3 separate regions of the Homo sapiens genome follow, and regions 1 and 3 are each linked to region 2. A link is a contact called in ENCODE Hi-C or POLR2A ChIA-PET data. All regions are on one chromosome and are shown on one strand. The core of a region is the stretch at or near the end of the contact, and the rest is flanking DNA. Distances in the headings are between cores, read along the strand shown. Region 1 holds the start of NQO1 (NAD(P)H quinone dehydrogenase 1). Region 2 overlaps WWP2 (WW domain containing E3 ubiquitin protein ligase 2). Region 3 holds the start of NQO1-AS1 (NQO1 antisense RNA 1).

The links. A loop is a pair of places that touch in the nucleus more often than their neighbours do. ChIA-PET counts read pairs that join two places held with the same protein, here RNA polymerase II (POLR2A). Pooled maps may share reads with other maps.
Region 1: a loop to region 2 is called in a map with no recorded cell type, with 4 times the contacts of the local background. The contact joins the promoter of NQO1 here to the enhancer-like site in region 2. A Hi-C loop is called at or near these places in 1 of 37 single-sample maps with no recorded cell type and 3 of 50 pooled maps. POLR2A ChIA-PET finds 5 or more read pairs at or near these places in 5 of 52 experiments (A673, GM10248, GM12878 and 2 more).
Region 3: a pooled map shows a loop between it and region 2 (2.7-fold over the local background). The contact joins the promoter of NQO1-AS1 here to the enhancer-like site in region 2. A Hi-C loop is called at or near these places in 2 of 50 pooled maps. POLR2A ChIA-PET finds 5 or more read pairs at or near these places in 2 of 52 experiments (HEK293T and activated naive CD4-positive, alpha-beta T cell).

The regions. Positions count from the first base shown.
Region 1 is chr16:69,725,052-69,728,438 of GRCh38, forward strand. It overlaps NQO1 (NAD(P)H quinone dehydrogenase 1), which reads right to left and starts at 1,509. Exons shown (of 6, transcript NM_000903.3): 1 at 1,382-1,509. The coding sequence starts at 1,388. It overlaps NQO1-DT (NQO1 divergent transcript), which reads left to right and starts at 1,676. Exons shown (of 2, transcript NR_186363.1): 1 at 1,676-2,124. RefSeq lists enhancers at 992-1,984, 1,071-2,270, 1,517-1,776, 1,985-2,978.
Region 2 is chr16:69,822,716-69,826,302 of GRCh38, forward strand. All of the region lies in intron 4 of WWP2 (WW domain containing E3 ubiquitin protein ligase 2), which reads left to right. Among named protein-coding and RNA genes, the nearest start is that of WWP2, 62 kb to the left of the region's middle. RefSeq lists enhancers at 1,476-1,575, 1,586-1,655. Within about 2 kb of position 1,301, at least 20 of the 41 ENCODE cell types and tissues checked have a DNase peak (open chromatin) inside an H3K27ac peak, as active enhancers do; they include GM12878, where a contact is called at or near this core.
Region 3 is chr16:69,707,811-69,711,458 of GRCh38, forward strand. NQO1-AS1 (NQO1 antisense RNA 1) reads left to right here and starts at 2,064. Exons shown (of 2, transcript NR_198990.1): 1 at 2,064-2,291; 2 at 2,427-2,773. NQO1 (NAD(P)H quinone dehydrogenase 1) reads right to left here. Exons shown (of 6, transcript NM_000903.3): 6 at 1,591-3,471. The coding sequence ends at 3,166. SNORD13H (small nucleolar RNA, C/D box 13H) reads right to left here and starts at 865; the gene lies at 762-865.

The sequences.
Region 1 (3,387 bases), core at 259-2,758, 97 kb before region 2:
GAATGAAATACAAGGGAAACAGCAACCACCGTGTATGCGGCAAGCCTCTCAGCTGTCAGAATCTATTCCCTGCTGTCTCTGCCAGTAACTCATGCTGGGCTACCAATCCCCAGCTTAGTCCCTTTCTCAGAGATCCTGATAATTTCAGTTTGTCAACTGCAAGGGCAGTCTGTTCCTCCACTCACTTTGACCAAGATGGGCTTCTTTGTGTACAGGCGCATTTTTAGAGGCAGGACCAGGTCCACAGGGAAGGAAATTACAAAACACAGGATTCTGCCCCAGATGAGGCAACAGCTTTCTAAATCTTAGTACTGTCCAATCTCAGAGTGAGATTATTTGGGAAACAGCTCTCAATCCCTGCAGTTGTCTCAGCTGGTTATTTATGCCTTGGGTGGAGCTGGGGTGACCTCTGAGTTCCCCTAGGGTCGATGGCCGAGTGGGAAGGCTCTATCACTGAAGTGGACCCAATACTAGAAACGGATCCAGTACGATCTGATCAGGTTTGCCTAATCCAAGGGCCTCAATGGAAAATGCCTCCCAAGGCCAGGCACGGTGGCTCACGTCAGTAATCTCAGCACTTGGGGAGGCTGAGGTGGGTGGATCACCTGAGGTCAGGAGTTCAAGACCGCGCTGGCCAACTTGGCGAAACCCGTCTGTACTAAAAATATAAAAATTAGCCGCGCATGATGGCGCACTCCTGTAATCCCAGCTACTCGGGAGGCTGAGATGGGAGAATCGCTTGAACCCGGGAGGCGGAAGTTTCGCTGAGCTGAGATAGCGCCATTGCACTACAGCCTGGGCGACAAGAGCAAAACTCCGTCTCAAACAAAACAAAACAAAACAAAACAAAACAAAACCTGTGCCTGGCAGCCTGGAGCCGGTTCTGGTCTCCGTCAAACCAAAGGCATCAGTTTCCTCCACTCCTGTCCACCAATCGCCAGATATTCTCATTTTCTTCAGAAGCTCGGAATCCACATTTTTAAGTGAAATCACCCATTTTAATGTTAGCAACTTATTTCAAAGTGTTTTAGATACTATAGACCAAAAGAGGTATGGGCTGTGACCGTAAGCCTGATTTGGCCTCTGACGGCCAGTTTCTGACCACAGTTTTGGAGGGAATTTCTGCTTCCAAGGTCAAGTTTCTCCTAAATGCCCACTAGAGTTCGTGGGGTGGAGTGAGGAAGGATCCGCGACACCGGATACAAACAGAAGCTCTCCTTCTCCCGGAGTCCGATCAAGGCTCATCCCAGGTCCCTAATCTCTTCCCTTTGTGGGTTTTGAGTCAAGGAACAAAATTCAGGGCCAAGCCCCTACAACCTCCTCCACAGGCACCAGTGCTCGAGAGACGACCGCCAAGCACCCCGCCCTTTGCAGCACTCACCGACCATGGCTCTGGTGCAGTCCGGGGCGCTGATTGGCTGGGCTCGTGGTTGCCGGGGCGACCCTGGCCGGAACTAGGCTCTCGGTGAGCTGGGCGGCTCCGGCTGCAACCTTGTGGGAGTCGCGTGTGTAGTGCACGGTGCATTCTCTCTTATATATCCTGTCCGGCCCGTTTGAGGTGGACAGCCTACAAGGGCGGGACCCAACGCCTGAATCCTGGGGTGCTGGGCGGAGGATGCTGAGGCTGCAGCTCCAGGAAGGGAGGGAGCCTGGGGGATGAAGGAGGGGCCTCTCCACTCTCACCCGCCGGAGCAACTGGTGGAAGTCAAGAAAAGTCTCTCGGGGCTGGGGGAGGGGATTGTAGGGGTGTGTGTGACAGAGGCCTCAAAAATCTGGCTGGGGGTGCTAAGGCAAGCCCATCTGCGCACTGTGCCCTGAGGTGCAAGAGGATGCAGGGTGGAAGTCGTCCCAAGAGAGTCCAGGGATCAAGTGGGCATGCCCTTTTAGCCTTGGCACGAAATGGAGCAGAAAAAGAGCCGGATGCGGATTACTGTGGTGCCCTAGGCTCAGATTCTGCTGAGTCACTGTGACTGCGGATTTGGAAGGCTGAGAGTCCTGGGGAGACATGCTCCGTGGAGACGAATTTGTTTCTTCCTTTGCAAGATTCAGATTCTGCACTTGGGGGCCCATACAACACACTTCCCTGGGTGCATGCCACTGCACCACCCCTGCTCCTCAAGGCAGGTAATGGGGGAACTAATTGGTTTTGTTTCCCATGAGCTAAGGCAAGGCTGGTGTGGAGATAGCAGTTATAGGGAAGCATATTAAAGAATAGCCAAAACGGGACCAGGCGCGGTGGCTCACGCCTGTAATCCCAGCAATATGGGAGGCCGAGGTGGGTGGATCACCTGAGGTCAGGAGTTCGAGACCAGCCTGGCCAACCTGGTGAAGCCCCGTCTGTACTGAAAAATTAGCTGGGCGTGATGGCGGGCGCCTGTAAGTCCCAGCTACTCGGGAGGCTGAGGCAGGAGAATCGCTTGAACCCGGAAGGCGGAGGTTGCAGTGGGTCGAGATCGTGCCACTGCACTCCCGCCTGGGTGACGAAGTGAGACTCCGTCTCAAAAAAAACTCTATAAAGTAAAAGTTACTGTAAAGAAGGAGATATACTCTCAGTAGGTGAAGGAAAAAGAACTAGAGCTTTAAAGTGGTAATTAACCATCAGAAGAATCACAGATGGGGGAGGTGAGGATGACACAGGGCCCTTCCGTTGTCCCTCCAGTGCAAAAGTTAAGGAGGCACCAGAAAACTGGTTTCCAACTCCCGACCTCAGGTGATCCTACCGCCTCGGCCTCCCGAAGTGCTGGGATTACAGGCATGAGCCACCGCGCCCGGCCCCATCGTGACATTTTTGCATTCATTTTGATGCAACAAGAGAGGACTATATTATTTACACGTATTTACAAATTACTTTGGGAGGCTGAGGCAGGAGGATCACTTGAGCCCAAGAGTTTGAGAAAAGCCTGAGCAACAAAGTGAGACCCCATCTGACAAAATAGTATAAAAGGACGTTTTAAAAAAGGGCTAGGTAGGCAGCCCTGTCCAATAGAACTTTCCCTATCTGTGCTGCCCAAGTAAGGTAGCCACAAGCTTCAAGTAGCTATTGAGCACTGGAAATGTGGCCAGCAGCCAGGCGTGGTGGCAGGCGCCTGTGTCCCAGCTACTCAGGATCTGAGGCAAAAAGATCGCTTGAGCCCAGGAATTCAAGGCCGCAGTGGTGGACTCAATAAAAGAAAAAAAATGGAAATTAAAAAAAAAAAAGTGGCCAGTGGACTGAGGAAGTGAAGTTTTAATTGTAATTAAATTAATTTTTTAAAAATTTATTTTTTGAGGCGGGGTTTCACTGTGTCGCCCAGGCTGGAGTGCAGTGGCAGGATCTTGGCTCACTGCAATCTCCATCTCCTGGGTTTAAGCAATTCTTGTGCCTCAGCTTCCTGAGTAGCTAGGACT
Region 2 (3,587 bases), core at 51-2,550:
TTGCTGTCAAGTCACACAGGAGGCCAACGGCAGGGAGGAGGCAGGTGCTAGATCAGTGCTGTCCAATAGAAACAGAATTTGAGGTGTGTGTATAATTTAGAATTTGCTACTAGCCATATTAAAAATAAGTCAAAACATAGGCCAGGCACCGTGGCTCACGCCTGCAATCCCAGCACTTTGGGAGGCTGAGGCCAGTGGATCATTTGAGGCCAGGAATTCAAGACCAGCCTGGCCAACATGACAAAGCTCCATCTTTACTAAAAGTACAAAAATTAGCCAGGCATGGTGGCACGTAATCTCAGCTACTTGGGAGGCTAAGGCAGGAGAATCACTTGAACCCAGGAGGCAGAGATTGCAGTGAGCCAAGATCGCGCCACTGCACTCCAGCCTGCGCAACAGAGCGAGACTGTGTCTCAAAAAAGAAAAAAGTAAAAACAAAAACACAGGTGAAATTAATTTTAATAATGTAGCTTATTTCCACATATCTGAAATGCTATTTTAACATGTAATCAGTATAAAGAAAAGTACTAATGAGATATTTTACATACTTTTTGGCCTCAGGTGTGTCTTTCTGACACACAGCACATCTTAATCCATACCAGCCACCTTCTAAGTATGGCTGCAGGTAGCTGTGGCCCCCATATTGGACAGTGCAGGTCTAGAGGTTGAGTCCCTGGAGAAAGACTGGGAAACTTCTCTTCTTTTATTTATTTATTTGTATTTACAAATTTTTTGATTTAAATTTTCTCTTTTTCTTGTGTTTTTTTTTTTTGAGGTGGAGCCTTGCTTTCTTGCCCAGGCTGGAGTGCAGTGGTGCGGTCTTGTTCACTGCAGCCTGTGCTCCTGGGTTCAAGCGATTCTCCTGCCTCAGCCTCCCAAGTAGCTGGGATTACAGGTGTGTACCACCACACCTAGCTAATTTTTATATTTTTAGTAGAAAAGGGGTTTTGCCATGTTGGCCCTGCTGGCCTCGAACTCCTGACCTCAAGTGATCTGCCTGCCCCAGCCTCCCAAAGTGCTGGGATTACAGGCTTGAGCCACCGTGCCCAGCCAAAAATTTTTGTTAAAACATCACCTTGTCTTCAGAAGAAACTTTTCTGCGAAATCAGGTTACCATTAGTGTAGGGTTATATTTGTACAGTTCTAGAAACTTCTTCCATTCCTCTTGAGCCTGTGGCACAGGGGCGTTGGGCCATCTTCTCCAAGGGCCTGTGCTGTTTCTCATCAGCCGTGTAGCATTCAGGCCCTAAATGAACACCTGCTGCAGGCCGGGAATGGTGGCCTTGACCTGGTGACAGGAAAATGAGATTGTTGCCTGAATGTGAGCTGTTTCCTTCCCCTTGCCAAAAACAAAACTGAAACACTTCATCTGGTGTTTGGGCCTCTGCTCCGCACCAGTCATTCGGGCGGCTTCCGCCTGACCGTCCATTCCAGCCTCCCAGGTTCTCCCAGGGGAGGTGCTGTGGCTGCCGGAATAGCCATGTTAACATCAGACCTCATTTATCTCATTGCAGTGTTTAATTTTCCCTCTTCCTTCAGACTACCAGGATTCTTGGAGTATTTTTCTTAGTGTAGGAGGCTTATTCTTTGTGGGAGAGTGGTCCGTCAAAAGGGAAGGTAATCCTGGACCAGAGTAAGAGTGTCACAGTCACATAAGTGGGCAGTTAGTGCCACTATTAGGTACAGAGTGGGACTCTGACTTCAGTGCCTGGCCTGGCCTGGGAGTGCTGTTTATTACATCCAGGACAGTAAGGCACACACTTCTCAGAAAATAATATCCCTCCCTCCCTCCCTTCCCCCCTCCCCCTCCCTCCCCCTTCCCTTTGTTCCTTCCTTTTTTCCTTCCTCTTGCCCTTTTCCTCTCTCCCTCAATTAATTAATGTTTATAACACATGTATTGCATGAATTCATTCTCTTGGAGGGAGGAATCCCCAAACCCTCTTGAGTGGATAGAGTGCATCTGTATATATTTGAAAAGATTCATAGATTACAAGTGAAAAATCAAAGGGCAGAGCTTTGGGCCTAGAATGACCTCAACTTTGCACCTGTGGCTTTTTTTTTTTTTTTTTTTTTGAGACAGAGTTTTACTCTGTCACCCAGACTGCAGTACAGTGGTGTGATCTTGGCTCACTGCAGCCTCCACCTCCCGGGTTCAAGTGATTCTCCTGCCTCAGCCTCCCAAGGAGCTGGGATTACAGGCATGCACAACCATGCCTGACTAATTTTTGTATTTTTGGTAGAGATGGGGTTTCACTTTGTTGGCCAGGCTGGTCTCGAACTCCTGAGCTCAGGTGATCCACCCACCTCAGGCTCTGGGATTACAGGCATGAGCCACTGTGCTCGGCCTTGCATCTGTAGCTTTTATGTGTATATTTGTGCTTGTGTTTGCAATGACTTCATACAAAGTTTTTCAAAGTGGGCGATACTGGCTGGGTGCAGTGGCTCACACCTGTAATCCCAGCACTTTGGGAGGCTGAGGTGGGCGGATCACTTGAGGCTAGGAGTTCGAGACCAGCCTGACCAACATGGTGAAACCCCGTCTCTACTAAAAATACAAAATTAGCTGGGCATGGTGGCAGGCACCTGTAGTCCCAGCTACTCAGGAGGCTGAGGCAGGAGAATCCCTTGAACCCAGGAGGCAGAGGTTGCAGTGAGTTGAGATGGTGCCACTGCACTCCAGCCTGGGCAACAGAGCGAGATTCCATCTCCAAAAAAAAAAAACCCCAAAAACCAAAAAACTAAAGTGGCGATACCATGGGAAAGGCTTTGGAATGTGTGCATTTGTGGAGTAGGTGTCATAGTTTACCTTTCTGTATTTGAATTTTTTTGATGAGCACATTATTTTTTATTTTGAAAGCTAATATTATTTATTGTAAAGACGATATGATATAGCAGAAGTGGGTTTTTTTTTTTTGGTTTTTTTTTTTGGATACAGGGTTTTGTTCTGTTGCCCAGGCTGAGGTGTAGTGGTGCGATCACAGCTCACTGCAGCCTTGACCTCCTGGGCTCAAGTGATCCTCCCACCTCAGCCTCCCAAGTAGATGGGACCACAGGTGCATGCCACTACACCTGTCTAAGTTTTTACATTTTTTGTAGACACAGGATCTCCCTATGTTGCCCAGGCTGGTCTCAAACTGGGCTCAAGGGATTTTCTCACCTTGGCCTCTCCAAGTGTTGGGATTACAGACGTGAGCCACCACACCCTGCCTGGAAAATACTTTTTAAACTTTTTACTATGGAAAATTTCAAACATAAATAAAAGTAGAAGCAGCCAGGCGCGGTGGCTCATGCCTGTAATCCCAGCACTTTGGGAGGCTGAGGTGGGCAGATCACCTGAGGTCAGGAGTTTGAGACCAGCCTGGCCAACATCATGAAACCCCATCTGCACTAAAAATACAAAAATTAGCCGGGTGTGGTGGTGGGTGCCTATAATCCTAGCTACTCAGGAGGCTGAGTCAGGAGAATCGCTTGGACTGAGGAGGCAGAGCTTGCAGTGAACTGAGATCACACCACTGCACTCCAGCCTGGGTGACAAGAGTGAAACTCCGTCTCAAAAAAAAAAAAAAAGTAGACCAGGCGCAGTGGCT
Region 3 (3,648 bases), core at 814-3,313, 110 kb before region 2:
AGTTTTGGAGGGGATAAATATACAAATATAGCATTTTGGCTTTTTCAAAGATGTCCCTTTGTCATCAGCATCAAAACTTTTCCTTTCTCTGAGTCATTTCCATTGACATAGAAATTTGTTGTAATGTCCCTGATCTCTTAAAAAAAATTGTTCTTTGATCACACAGCCTCCTCCACACTATTTCTATTCCTCTCCTTCCATTCTCAAACCCATTCAAATCAGGCTTTCATCACGCCACTCTACTGAAATGGTGCTTGTCAATGTCACCAACAAATGGGTTCCACATGACCAAGTCCAGTGGTCACTTCCCAGGCCTCGTCTTGCTTGGCTTGTCAGCAGTATTTGACACACCTGATCATTCCCTCCTTCAAACACTTTTTTTTTCCTTCAAGACAGAGTTTCACTCTTGTTGCCCAAGCTGTAGTGCAATGGTGTGATCTCAGCTCACTGCAACCTCCACCTCTTGGGTTCAAGCAATTCTCCTGCTTCAACCTCTCTAGTAGCTGGGATTACAAGCACGCACCACCATGCCCAGCTAATTTTTTGTATTTTTAGTAGAAACAGGGTTTCACCATGTTAGCCAGGCTGATCTCGAGCTCCTGACCTCAGGTGATCCACCCTCTTCAGCCTCCCAAAATGCTGGGATTACAGGTGTTAGCCACTGCGCCCGGCCATCTTCAAACACTTTCTTCGCTTGGCTTTCGGGACACCACACTCAGCTCTCCTGCATCTCTGAACACCAGTTTTGTTTTTTTTTTTCATGTCAGACGGGAAATGTACTGATGTCATAACAAGATTCAAGGGTGCCACATCTCACACATGCACGTGAACACCCAATCAACACACTTAGGAACTACAAAAGGATCTGACCACTGCTTTTCACTCTCATCTTCATCTCCTAACATTGTCGAGCCCCAGAGGTAAATCATCAAATCTCTTCTCTCAAAACTCAAAGAGATTGATCCCAGCCAATCTCATTGCTTTAAACACCATCTATATGTTGAAGATTCCCAAATGTGCATCTCCAGCCATAACTTCTGCCTTAACTCCAGGTTTCTCCTATCCAACTGCCTACTTGTCAGCCTCACCTGGCAGTCTTAATAGATGTCTCTTATTTTTTTGGAGACAGAGTCTCGCTCTTATCACCCAGGCTGGAGTGCAGTGGCACGATCTTGGCTCACTGAAACCTCCGCCTCCCGGGTTCAAGCAATTCTCCTGCCTCAGCCTCCTGAGTAGCTGGGATTACAGGCCCGCACCACCACGCCCAGCTAATTTTTTAAGTTTTTAGTAGAGACTGGGTTTCCTGACCTCAGGTGATCCACCCGCCTTTGCCTCCCAAAATGCTGGGATTACTACAGGCGTGAGCCATTGCACGCAGCCTGTTTTTCTTGATTTCTATACCACTCTCTTTCCTTTGAATTCCCTGAGAGGACTGAATAGGTTGTTCTATTACCATTTAGTAGGAAGCAGCCCTGCTGGGTGAGTTGTCAAGCCAGTCACCAAGGGGCTTCCAGCTGCAGTTTGTGATTGAATCCTCTGATCTGCCTCCCACTAGATTCCACTATCATTAGCTTCACTGATACCAATGAGTGTGGGTCTGTAGAAATGAATTTTATTTATTTAATTCAGATCTTTGAGAAATTTACACAAAATTGCAGTGAAGATGAAGGCAACAAAATATTTTCAAACTGAAACACCCAGCCGTCAGCTATTGTGGATACTGTCGAGAGCAAAAACCACCAGTGCCAGTCAGCATCTGGTAAAGGAGGTTTTCCAGCTCGGTCCAATCCCTTCATTTTCTTGGCAAGTAAGAGGCTGTCTCCCATTTTTCAGGCAACCTTTTCATCATTTCTCATCTCTTCTTTCAATGCACCACAAGAGGGCAGTGTTTTATCATATTCTCCTTGAATTATATAATACCAACAGTGGAATGAGATGACTTCCAGAAGTAGAAATTGACTATTATGCCAAAACTGTTCACCAAAGTTGATAAAACTCTAGGTTTACAATTGTACCCCAAGGTCATGGGACTGGACCCCATCCCATAGTAAGTCATCAGTTTAGCAATGATAAAGAAAATAACCTTCTGAAAATTTGTATAGATCAGAAATAAAGTATTTTTTGTGGAAGACTATTTTTAAGTATTGAAGGTACTATTTCCTTTCTTGAATTCATATTGCAGATGTACGGTGTGGATTTATTGGTTTATCTCTGCAAACCTTAAAGTAGAAGATTGCAAGGGCCAGGTGTGGTGGATCACGCCTGTAATCCCAGCACTTTGGGAGGCTGAGGTAGGCGGATCACCTGAGGTCAGGAGTTTGAGACCAGCCTGGCCAACATGGTGAAACGCCGTCTCTACTAAAAATACAAAAATTAGTCAGGCATGATGGCAGGCGCCTGTCATCCCAGCTACTAGGGAGGCTGAGGCAGGAGAATTGCTGGAACCTGGGAGGCAGAGGTTGCAGTGAGCCGAGATCACACCACTGCACTCCAGCCTGGGTAACAGAGCAAGACTGCTTCAAAAAAAAATTTTTTTTAATTAAAAAAAAAGTAGATGACTGCAGCAAAGAAGAGATTTATTAGCTCTTCCTTTCAAGGTATCTGTGTACTGTATATAAACAACAAAAGCTGACCAAGAGTGGTACTTGTGCTAGGCATATTAGTAACTGCTTTGTAATTGAAAGCAAGAAATATCATAAACAAGCATTAGATGGCTAACTACCAAACAAGTTAAGTCCCTTAGGGCAGGTAGATTCAGTCTTTTCCTTCTCTGAGCAATTCCCTTCTGCCATAAACTACAGAGAGGTGATTAATAGAACATTGGAGAGTTGAATGATACCTAGCCAAACTGTACCCTAAAACTTTAGCCCTAAAAAGAGGAATTAAATTGTGTAGATGCCTTTAAAGAACATTTTTCTAGCATCTTTCTACATCTTTCCCTAAGTGGCCTCTTGAGCCCAGTCGGATTTTGGTTATATGCCATGATAGTAATCATAAGAATCAGTTAAAAATGATCCAAAAATGCACGAATACAGTCGATTCCCTCTCATTTATTCCTTGTGGAAAAAGAAAAACACAAATCTTAAAAACTAAAGCAAGTCAGGGAAGCCTGGAAAGATACCCAGATTTGATAACATGTTAGAAGGAAATCCAGGCTAAGGAATCTCATTTTCTAGCTTTGATCTGGTTGTCAGTTGGGATGGACTTGCCCAAGTGATGGCCCACAGAAAGGCCAAATTTCTTGTTTTTCTCCTCATCCTGTACCTCTTTTTTCATTAAGAATCCTGCCTGGAAGTTTAGGTCAAAGAGGCTGCTTGGAGCAAAATACAGTGGTGTCTCATCCCAAATATTCTCCAGGCGTTTCTTCCATCCTTCCAGGATTTGAATTCGGGCGTCTGCTGGAGTGTGCCCAATGCTATATGTCAGTTGAGGTTCTAAGACTTGGAAGCCACAGAAATGCAGAATGCCACTCTGAGGATACAGAAAGCACAGAGAGGTAAGTCAACCAATTCCATGCAGTTGTACTATAAACAACAGAAGTTGGTCTGGGCTTCTCAGTAAGACACTCTGATAAGGAGGCCTCAGGCACACTAGAGAATCAGTTCAGAGCTAGCGTCTCTCTCTTACCCTCTACCTAGCCGTTACCAA